Regions from separate parts of the Homo sapiens genome. Here region 2 is linked to region 1. Evidence: chromatin loops called from intact Hi-C (ENCODE). Cell type or tissue: endothelial cell of umbilical vein. All regions are shown on one strand. Each heading gives the region's core, and the rest is flanking DNA. Links, peaks and the distances in the headings are about the cores only. Region 1 overlaps PALM2AKAP2 (PALM2 and AKAP2 fusion). Region 2 overlaps PALM2AKAP2 (PALM2 and AKAP2 fusion).

What was found. Peaks named below come from ENCODE experiments on the same cell type or tissue, not always from the same donor. Only the 100,000 strongest peaks of a DNase experiment are listed, where the experiment ranks them.
Region 2: a loop joins it to region 1, with 6 times the contacts of the local background. A loop is called at or near these places in 8 of 110 quality-filtered maps.

The regions. Positions count from the first base shown.
Region 1 is chr9:109,966,794-109,972,170 of GRCh38, reverse strand. The region is part of intron 6 of PALM2AKAP2 (PALM2 and AKAP2 fusion); the gene reads right to left. Among named protein-coding and RNA genes, the nearest start is that of PALM2AKAP2, 190 kb to the right of the region's middle. RefSeq lists enhancers at 3,954-4,023, 4,414-4,533, 4,544-4,593, 5,274-5,373. In endothelial cell of umbilical vein, for the core only: a CTCF peak has its summit at 2,856; DNase peaks (open chromatin) are centred at 2,130, 2,830 and 3,790; H3K27ac peaks cover 2,976 bases.
Region 2 is chr9:110,025,042-110,030,418 of GRCh38, reverse strand. All of the region lies in intron 7 of PALM2AKAP2 (PALM2 and AKAP2 fusion), which reads right to left. It also overlaps the pseudogene RPL21P87. Among named protein-coding and RNA genes, the nearest start is that of C9orf152, 180 kb to the left of the region's middle. RefSeq lists a cis regulatory region at 2,663 and an enhancer at 2,579-2,748. In endothelial cell of umbilical vein, for the core only: no CTCF peak of the experiment used is centred there; DNase peaks (open chromatin) are centred at 888, 1,968 and 2,558; H3K27ac peaks cover 3,667 bases.

The DNA.
Region 1 (5,377 bases), core at 56-5,055:
TAGGCAAGGCCCTGCATGAAGCACCAATGCTATTCAGAGCTGCTGAAGATATGGTCCCTTGTCCTTAAGGAGTTCCACCTTAGTAAAGGGACAGATGTGCAAACAATGAACTTGATTACAAGGTCTTCTGAACAGGAGTTGAGAACAGAGAATTAGTAGATGTGCAGATGAGAGACGAACTCTGGTGGAATATCAGAGACAGCTTCAGAGAGTAGGCAGCATTTAAGCCTGGCTTGGTAGAATGAGTAATCTTTCAACGGGCAGGAGTTGCAAAGAAGTGTGTCTTGGAGGAATGGCTTGCTCAGGGTAGGAGAAATGGTCCCTGTGGGGGCTGTGTAGTGTGCAGTGGGTCACATGCCTAGAAACACAGGTGGAAATCAGATTTTGGAAGGTCTAAATGCCAGGTCAACAAGATCTGGTTTTACACTCTGCAACAATGTATCTTGGCTGGGCGCGGTGGCTCACGCCTGTAATCCCAGCACTCTGGGAGGCTGAGGCAGTCGGATTGCCTGAGGTAAGGAGTTCGAGATCAGCCTGACCAACATGGTGAAACCCTATCTCTACTGAAAATACAAAAATTAGCCAGGCTTGGTGGCGAACGTCTGTAATCTCAGCTACTTGGGAGGCTGAGACAGGAGAATCGCTTGAAGCCGGGAGTGGGAGGTTGCAGTGAGTCAAGACCGGTCCATTGCACTCCAGCTTGGACACCCTGCACAAAACAGGTTCAGACCTGAGAGGCAATTCAAGTCTTTCTTGAATGTGTGGGGCACTGGAGACAAAAGCTCTGAATGGCCTGGGGCTTGGAAACACTATGAACACAAAGAACACAAAGAGCAAACAGACCCCTTTTCTCTGTAAAAAAAAAAAAAAAAAAAAAAAAAAAAAAAGGGACTAAGAGTGGGATAAACATGGAAGCCTGAAGTTCAGCATTGGATAAGGAGATGGATTCATTCACTGATATTTACTGAGCACTGCTATGTGCCAGGCATGGTTCTAGGCATTTGGGAAACATCAGGAAATAAAGATCCCTAACCTCCTGAAGCTTTCTTTCTAAGGAAACTTTTATTTTATTTTATTTGAGACAGGGTCTTGCTCTGTTGCCCAGGCTGCAGTGTAGTGGTGTGATCGGCCTCCTGGGCTTGAGCAATCCTCCCACCTCATCCACCTGAGTAGCTGGGACTACAGGTGTATGCCACCATGCCCAGATAATTTTTTAAATTTTTTTTGTAGACACAGGGTCTCCCTATGTTGCCCAGGCTGGTCTCAAAACTCCTAGGCTCAAGTAATTCTTCTGCCTTGGCCTCCCAAAGTGCTGGGATTACAGGCATGAGCCCCGGCACCTGGCCAGGAAATTTTTAATATTCACAGGCACTTACTATTTTCCAAGAGCAACTCTATGTGATTATGCACTTATTAACTTCAGTCTTTACAAAAACCCTATGAGATAGTACTACTATCCTAATTGGACAGATGAGTAAACTGAGGCTGTGAGCTATTAACTCATCCTGGGTCAAGGCAGTAAGTGGCAGTGCTGAATGTATCACCAGGCAGCCTGCCCCAGAGGCAGGCTCCATAGTCCTACACTGTAATTCTTTTTGCATTGTAAGTAGTTGTAAGAGGAGGCTGGATTTTAGTTTCTTGGCTCACTAGGTAAAGGCTGTCCTTGTTTCCAGCTTCTACCCTAACCCCTTGAAGATTCTACAGTTCACTAAGCTCCACATTTCTAGAGGTGAAGAAGGACTCACTGCTCCCTCCTGAGTGCTCTAAGGCAGCGCTCCTCAAAGTGAGTGGCCCACCAATCCGTGTCCCTCCACAGTTGGTTACTGATCGGTGACCAAGTGAGTGCAGAAATGGAAAGAATATGTTTAGAACCCTTAATAACAATTTATTGAATCTAATAATAAAAAATCAGTACCTGTATTCTGTGTGTCTTTCAAAAATTTTACTTTTCTCATCATTCACTTTCATTGTACTTTACAAAAGTACTGTTCTGAGATGAACTGGAAGCTTAAAAGAAAAAAAACAAAACCTAATCCTTTACCATAGATAGAGAGGGACATTGTTCTCAGGGAGTTCAAGTTCCCAGGGCTGGATAGACTGCATCCCTGAGAACAGAGGGACCCTAAAGGCAAGGTCTAGGAAACATCTGTGTGGGCACTTCCTGTGTTGCACTCTCCAGTCCATTTCTAGAAGATGAGTGGGTTTTGTGCTCCCTTGCCTGGGCAGAGGCTACTTTTGGTCAATGGGCCTTCAGGTCTTTTGCAAAAGCCAAAAGTTCACTAAAGAGATGAAGCTAGGCATCCTGGTGGGGTTCGGGGAGGGGTGCACTTTCTCCCAGAAGCAGTAGAGGGGAGGGGCTGTAGGCTGCACTTGGGGTGGGGTGGGGTGAGGATGTGGGAGTGCTACACTGTGGTGTAAGCAGGGAAGCTGGATGCTGATTCCAGGCTCCCAGCCTCTGCCAAGGCTCCTGTCTCCAAGCTTGGCTCAGAAGCCACACAGACTTCAGCCCTGAAGGGGCTCTGAAAACCAGGACAATGCACACCCAAGGATAAATCCAGTGAGAACCAGTGATGATGGGCCTTCCCCAAGATGAGCATGTCACCTTTGCATGACCTTGGGTGGGAGAGAGCCCCGTGAACGACTGAGTTTGAACTGCCTGCCAGACCAGCAGCCTTGGGGTACAGAGTCTGATATCACTTGATTTAAAGAAAACAAAGTGGCACTTCTTGCATAAGTGTGTGGACCAAGACTGATACTGCTACCCTTTGTGGGTGATATTCAGGAGACAGAGTGAATGAGAAAGATGCTGGAAGGTTAGGACAGAGCGGGAGACTGTTTCAGGCGAGAGGAGACTCACAGTGGCTGAGTGAGGAAGCACAAGGTGTGGGGAGAGCCACAGGCTGTCTGTCCTATTTGGCCCAGACCAGCAGCTGTGGAGCTGCTGAGCTTTTGCAAACCCTGTTCCTTCTTTCTGGAATACTCTTGGCATGGCTGCCTTCCTCATCTTTCAGATGTCAGCTGAAATGTCCTGTCTTCAGAGGGTCCTTTCTGGGAGTCGTGTGTGTGTGTGTGTGTGTGTGTGCACGCACATTTGTAGAGGTGCAGGAAAAGACTGTCAGATCAGAGGGTCTTGCATTTTACATTCCTGCAGCTGTTCTGTTCAGTTGCTTTCTAGTCAGTTTTTTTCTTAGTCTCTAAATTACCACAGTCTCTCTGTCTGTGTCACACTCCACAGTTTTATAGCCCGGAGAGGAACTGGGTCTGGGGTCACTCCCTGGAATCTGAGGATCATGTTCTGTCACTGGAAGAAATCCTGAGATTCTTCTAATGAAGACAGAGGGCTGACATAGCCAGCCTTTCCAGGGGTCTTAGTGGCAGACTTACTGGGAGTTTTGAAGTGAAATGTAGCTGCCCTGAAAATCGCGCTGAAAATCGCGGCTGGACTCCTTAGGGCTTCCCCCCACAATTCCTGTGCATTGATTTCACATGGAGTCCCCAGAAATTTGGGGGACTGGGAGCTGGGTACAAGTGGTAGATGCTGAAGGCTAACACAAAATCAGGGCCTCTTTCAGAAACCCAGGTTTCCCACCTCCCTTTGTAGGGTGCAATGAAACCCAACAGAGTGGCCAGAGACAGGGACTTTTGTCTTGGGAGAGTACTGTTTCCTGTTGATGATATAGCTAGACGTCTTCGGAGAAAACCTTTCACTGAGAGATCTAGTCGCTTCTGCTCTCAGTTTGGGCTATAAACAGGAAATAGAGAGAGCTGCTTAGAAATGAGATATCATTATAATCAAAATAGCTCTTGTTGATTTTTGCTTTCTCCTGGAATTCCAGTTTCCATTTAGTGGAAGAAGGAGGTTTCCCAGCAGATCCAGGCCTTCCACAGCCTATGGGGTACGCGAGGGCCTCAAGTTGCAAAGCAGGCAGGCCAGACCCCCAGGGCCATGGTGGCCTCTGAGCAAATGCAGGAGTCCCTCTCCCTGGGAGAAGTGCCAGAGAGGACTGTTCTGGGAGAGATTTCCAGAATTCCAGTATCCTTTCTTCTTCAGACCACACAGCCTCAGTCCTAAATCCTTTACCATTCATTCATTCATTCATTTATTCATTCCCTCATCAAACAAACATTGTTTGGGTCACTTTTGTGTGCCAAGCACTGTGGTAGACACCAGAACTATTGCAGAGAAAAAGACCAAGTCCTTGCTTTCAAGAAGCTTATGATCTGGTGTGAGAGATAGATACTCAGATACTCACACACCATCCTGCCTGTTGGAGAATAACTTCAAGTGGTCTTCATGGTACCCCAAACCCACAAATTTAAACACAACAAAGTCAACTTTCCCTGGTTGACTCATCCACCACTTTCTGTTCCTCCCAGAGCTTCCTTAAGCAGGCCATTGTGGTGGTTTTGAGACATGTCTAAAAATTCTTTGACACTTCTCCCTTCAAGACATGGAGTCTCAGCCAAGTGCGGTGGCTCACGCCTGTAACCCCAACACTTTGGGAGGCCAAGGCGGGCAGATCACCTGAATTCAGGAGTTTGAGACCAGCGTGGCCAATATGGTGAAATCCCATCTCCACTAAAAATACAAAAATTAGCTGGGTGTGGTGGCGCCTGCCTGTAGTCACAGCTACTCGGGAGTCTGAGGCACAAGAATCACTTGAACCCAGCAAGTGGAGGTTGCAGTGAGCCAAGATCGTGCCACTGCACTCTAGCCTGGGCAACAGAATGAAACTCTGTCTCAAAAAAAAAAAAAAAAGACACGGAGTCTCACTGCGCTACCCTTGCATATGGGCTGGCCTTAGTGCCTTGCTTCTAATACATAGAAGGTGGCAGAAGCGATGCTGTGAGACTTGGAGGCTGGGCAAGAAAAGGTAATACATCTTCTGCCTGGTTCTCTGTCTTGAGATACAGCTGCTGAGCTGTGAAGAGCCCCTTGCCACATGGAGATGCCCTGGGGAGATGTTCTCGCTGACAGCCCCAGCTGAGGTCCCAACAGCCAGCCAGCATCTACCACCGGACACGAGGGGGAGGAAGCCTTCAGGATGACTCTTGACTCTTGCCCCAGCTACATCTAACCACCAGCTTGTGACAGATCCCAAGAACTACATAGCTGAACTGCAAGAGATAATAATAACAACAACAGCATAGAACATAAATCATTTTCGTTTTAGCTTCTAGGTTTGGATGATTTGTTATGTGGCAAAAGACAACCAGAACAATCCTAGAAACACCGTGATGGAACTCCGTTCCTTAACAACTTTGCTACTCAAGGAGTGGCCGGCAGACCCGCGGCACCAGACCACCTGGGAGCTTGCTACAAACACAGACCATTGAGTACCGCCTGAGACCTACTGAACCAGAACCTGCATTTTCA
Region 2 (5,377 bases), core at 102-5,101, 58 kb before region 1:
TCTTACCCTCCAGAGAAGAAAACAATTACTTCTGGTCTCTTCCTTGAGTTGCCATTAGCAACTCATATAGCAGGAAGAAAGACTGAATGAAGTCTGTCAACACATCTGAACAGACTTCTGTCACAAATTGTTGTCTGTTCTGTGGGCCCAACAGACTTTGTCCCAGGTCACTGTTGGTTCTTCAAGTAAAAATCATTTACTGCCCTTCCCCCCACTTCCTATCTCCACACTTCCTATCTCCGTTTCCTCTAAGAAGAAGGGTATATAACCATCTGTACCCCATTGTGTGTAATTTTCTCTCTTTGCACATTAGTAAACTTCTATGCCATTTCTCCCGTTAATCTGTCTAGTGTCAATTGATTTTTCAACGAAATTTCAGAGGGCAAAGGGAAAGTTTTCCCTTGGCCCCTACTCTATGAATCCAACAACTTTTCCTGATAACTACAATCTTGATTTATGAGACCTCTCTGATACCTGACCAGTTGCAGAAGGACAAGGCTTATCGTAAGTGGCCACATGAGTTCTACCCAGGATTTCAGAAATAATTTGCAATCATTCCAAACCCTCAGGGACATGAATGGTAATTTATTCAGACATTAACTGGAGAGACAAACTGGTTCCCTGCCTAAATGGGAACCAGGTTGGCTACCTTCCAGTCGCACTAAAGACCAATAGTTTCTGTCACTGGGTTCTGTGTTTGGTTTGCGTGGCTTGGTTCTTTCACAAGTCATAGACTTTGGTACTTGCAAATGAGCCTTGTTGCAAAACTAGCTTGATTGGGACAGATTATTCTTAAGAAATGAGGCTTATCTGCAGACAGGCTCTGACATACTGAACAGCAACACGTGACAGTTTCTAGAGCTTTAGCATCATTAGTCATTCTCACTGCTGGAATGTTCAAAATGTGCATAGAAGGAAACAGACAGATGTCCTCAGGAAGCATTTGTGAATGTGTCAGAACTTTTGCTGGGAATATCCATGCCCATGTCATGTATTTTAGGGTGACCACTCAGAGATAGGGGATTTTACCAAGTAGGAGTTGATAAAAGCACAAGAGTATTTCATCAACATTTTAAAAATTGGGATGATGAAGCTATCTGCAGAAAATGAAATTAGGCTAACACTGATATCCCAACTAAAAAGAAGATCCTAGAATAAGGCTTCCAAAAAGTCATGATATACCCAGATTGAGGTAAAGGGTTTTTGTTGTTGCTGTTGTTCAAAAGAAAAAACAATCAAACAAACAAATAGAGGGTAGTGTTTCTCATAGTTTCACTTCATAGAGAAACCAATGAGGTACAAATCTTGGCATGGATCAGATTTGGATTCCTAGCAAAGAAGCATATCAAGGGATGTCCCTTGATAGGTTATCAGCATATTACAAGTCCTTAAAATATACATCTGTCTGGTTTAAAGCTTAATAAAATACATTGTCATGTTTAAAATGAAAAAAGTCTTTTTTTTTTTTTTTCAAAAAGAACCCAAAACCACAAATAATCCCAAAGGACAATAATCAAAACACATTACGCGGTTCCCTTCATTTCCTTTGCAACACTCCTCTTGCCTAGGGCCACTGGACTTGGCAAATAAAAATACAGAACACCCAGTAAAATCTGAATTTTAGGTAAACAACAAATAATTTTTTAATATAAGTATGTCCCATGCAATTTAATTCAAATCGAACTGGACATCTAATATTTTATCTGGCTAAGCTACCCTTGCCCTGTCATTGGAGCTCCCCTGCTTTAGCTAATTAAAAAAAAATAAACCTGCACTTATTAAAACCCAAACAGAGAGGCTACAAAGTGTCCTTCCATCTGGGTTCAAAGCTTGGCTCCACCACACACTCACTTTGAGATCTTGGGTAAGTTACTTTACTGTGCCACAGCCACCACATCTGTAGAATGGGATTAATAACAGTTTCTCCTTAGCAGAGTCATCTGGAGGATTACACGAGATGGTGTATGTGTAGCACAGTACTCAGCTCAAAGCAAACGTTCAACCCATGTTAGCTATTATTGTTGGCAAGAGAACACAGCGAAGAAATAAAACGGCAAAGAAGAAGGTACCTGAGATTATTCACTTGCCACGAATATTCCTTATCTACACATAGATTATTGAAAGCTGTCAATGGTTGTGACTTCATTTCTTTCACATTTATTTTATTTGACAAATAGGGAGTAGCACACAGGAACAATAAATAACCATTAATAATATAGTTTATTACAGTTTACAACAGAGCTCTTCATATTCATTTTAAAGAAAATTCAAGACAATGATTCTCAAAGACATGTATTATAAAAACTGACCCATATAGTACCGATATGCCTCCTACTCACCAATGCCAAACCCCCTCTGAGATCCACTACCCTGAATAGTTTCAAGGATTTTTAAAAAATCTTCGAAAATATTTCCTTTGGCAAGGAACCAAATTTAGAGCGATCTTTATGTATATACACAATGTAGAAAGGTTTTCTGTCCCAAATGTCTCTTTTTTGTCCAGAGTCCCTGCACAAAACAATCCTTTCAATGTCGTCATCATCAAATACAAAGGGCAACCGGCTGGACACCACTGGCAACAAAAGGCCTTCAGCAGAATGTTTTTTTAAAAGCAAAGGCCAAAGAAAGCTGTAACCTGTGGCCTCTATTCACCACCGGAAGAGTCTAAATGCTTTTCCTCTTTTGTAATAGAGAACATCTGCTCTTCTAGGAGGATAATCTGTCTTCCAACAAGTTTTACGTGTAGAGAAGCAACATCCTTTTTTAAATGTGGCTTTCCCATGTCCTTGAATAGAAATGTACCCTTTTCAAACGGTTTTACAGCCAGAATCTCTAGTTTGCCTAAGGGCTACCAACCTTGTTTCTTGTTCAAGCATAAATGAGAAATATTGAACATGTAAATAAGAATACCAGACTTCATTCTGAGGAAAATTCTGCTGTGCTAAAATTTTTTGTATTCTTTTTTGCAAACACTTAGTTTTTAGTCTTAGTATATATGGACAAGAGGGCAAGATAAAGAGAGCATCTACGATTTAGTTGGTGTATTTGATGGAAATGACAGCCAAATCACAAAATTTTTATCCTAGAGATACTTCTTTAACATGGATTACTTGATGTCATTTTATCCAGTCGTTGGATAAACAAAATTCAAGAAAATGATGCACAGCCAAGCAGGTGTGATTTGGGACTTGCAGCAAGGCACCAGCTGGATAAGGCCAAGACATTTCCAGTATGAGGGTCCTGGACAGTTCACGCCACAGAAGAAAGGAACTTTTGTAACCAGCAATATCTTTAAAAATCTAGCTTGTAGCAGCTTCCTACTTTATTTCTGAGGGGTAGCCATCTTACTGGCTTTTCTGTTTTTGTTTTTGTTTTTGAGACTGCATCTCGCTCTATTACCCAGGCTGGAGTGCAGTGGCGCGATCTCGGCTCACTGCAACCTCTACCTCCTGGGTTCAAGCGATTCTCGTGCCTCAGCCTCCAGAGTGGCTGAGATTACAGGTGTGTGCCACCACACCCAGCTAATTTTTGTATTTTTAGTAGAGACGGGGTTTCACCATTTGGCAAGGCTGGTCTTGAATTCCTGACCTCAAGTGATCCACCTGCCTTGGCCTCCCAAAGTGCTGGGATTACAGTAGTGAGCCACCACGCCTGGCCTTACTGGCTTTTTACTATTAACATAATGTATTAAAAATCCCTTTGAGAAGGCAATTAAATAGTAATACATTTTAGGTGTAAAATGCAACATTTAGGTGGTTGACAGGAGCTGGAGTAGGAGAGAATGGGGGGCTGGTATTTAATGGGTAGAGAGTTTTGGTTGAAGAAGATGTTGAAAAAGTTCTGGAGAAGGATGGATGACGATGATGGTTACAGAACACTTTGAATGTACCTAACGCCACAGACGGGTACCCTTTAAAAGTGCTTAAAATGGTAAATGTTATATCTGTTTTACCACAATAAAAAATAGCATTGATTAGGCTAATAAAAAAATTAAAGAAAAAAGGCTAAGATGTGAAGGGAAAATAGAAAAGAGAGATAATCGCTGGGTGTGATGGCTTACACCTGTAATCTCACACTTTGGGAGGCTGAGGAACGAGGATCACTTGAGCACAGGAGTTTAAGATTGGCCTGGGCAACATAGGGAGTCCTCCTTCTCTACAAAAAATAAAAATTTAGCCAAGTGTGGTGCTGCACGCCTATAGTCCCAGCTACACAGGAGGCTAAGGTAGGAGGATTGCTTGGGCCTGGGAGGTTGAGGCTGCAGTAAGCCATGATCACACTGTGCTCCAGCCTGGGTGACATAGCGAGACCCTGTCTAAAAGAAAGAAAGAAATAAATAAAAGAGTGAGAGAAAGAAAAGAAATAGAAAGAAGAGAGATTGATGCAACCCCTGCAGAGGGACGTAGTGGTGGAGAGGGCAGTGATCTTAAAGGGGAAGTGTGAGTTGAGTGCACCCTCCTGCCACAGTCAAGAAGAGGGTCCCTCACTCAGAAAACACTGACTGGGCAGCTGCAATGAGAGAGTGCTTCAATTTAATAATTGAACAAACTATGGCAAAAAAGGAAATCAAGCCATTAAAAATTAACTGCATACAAATAGCCAATAAGCACATGAAAATAACTCAGTGTCGTTAGCCACCAGGAGAATGCAAACCAAAACCACAATGACATACGACTCCACACCCACTAGGATGGTTATAATCAAAAGATGGACAGTAGTAAGTGTTGGCTAGGATGTAGAAAACTTGGAAGCCTCATTCATTGTTGGTGAGGTGTAAAGTGGTGTAGATGCTTTGGAAAAGAGTCTGACAGCTTTTTAAAAAGTTAAACCCAGATTTACCATATGACCCAGCAATTCTACTCCTAGGTACAATCCCAAGACAAAGGAAGACCTACGTCCACACAAAGGCTTACATGTGACTATCCAAAGCAGCAACTATTCATAGCAAGAATACTTACTGCCAGAAGGTAGAAACAACCTCAAAATCCATCAACTTGTGAAGGAACAAAAAAAAAAAAAGCCTTTCGGGCGGAACCTCCATCTTCCAGTAATTCGCCAAAATGACGAACACAAAGGGAAAGAGGAGAGGCTCCCGACATATGTTCTCTAGGCCTTTTAGAAAACATGGAGTTGTTCCTTTGGCCACGTATATGCGAATCTATAAGAAAGGTGATATTGTAGACATCAAGGGAATGGGTACTGTTCAAAAAGGAATGCCCCACAAGTGTTACCATGGCAAAACTGGAAGAGTCTACAATGTTACCCAGCATGCTGTTGGTATTGTAAACAAACAAGTTAAGGGCAAGATTCTTGCCAAGAGAATTAATGTGCATATTGAGCACATTAAGCACTCTGAGCCGAGATAGCTTCCTGAAAT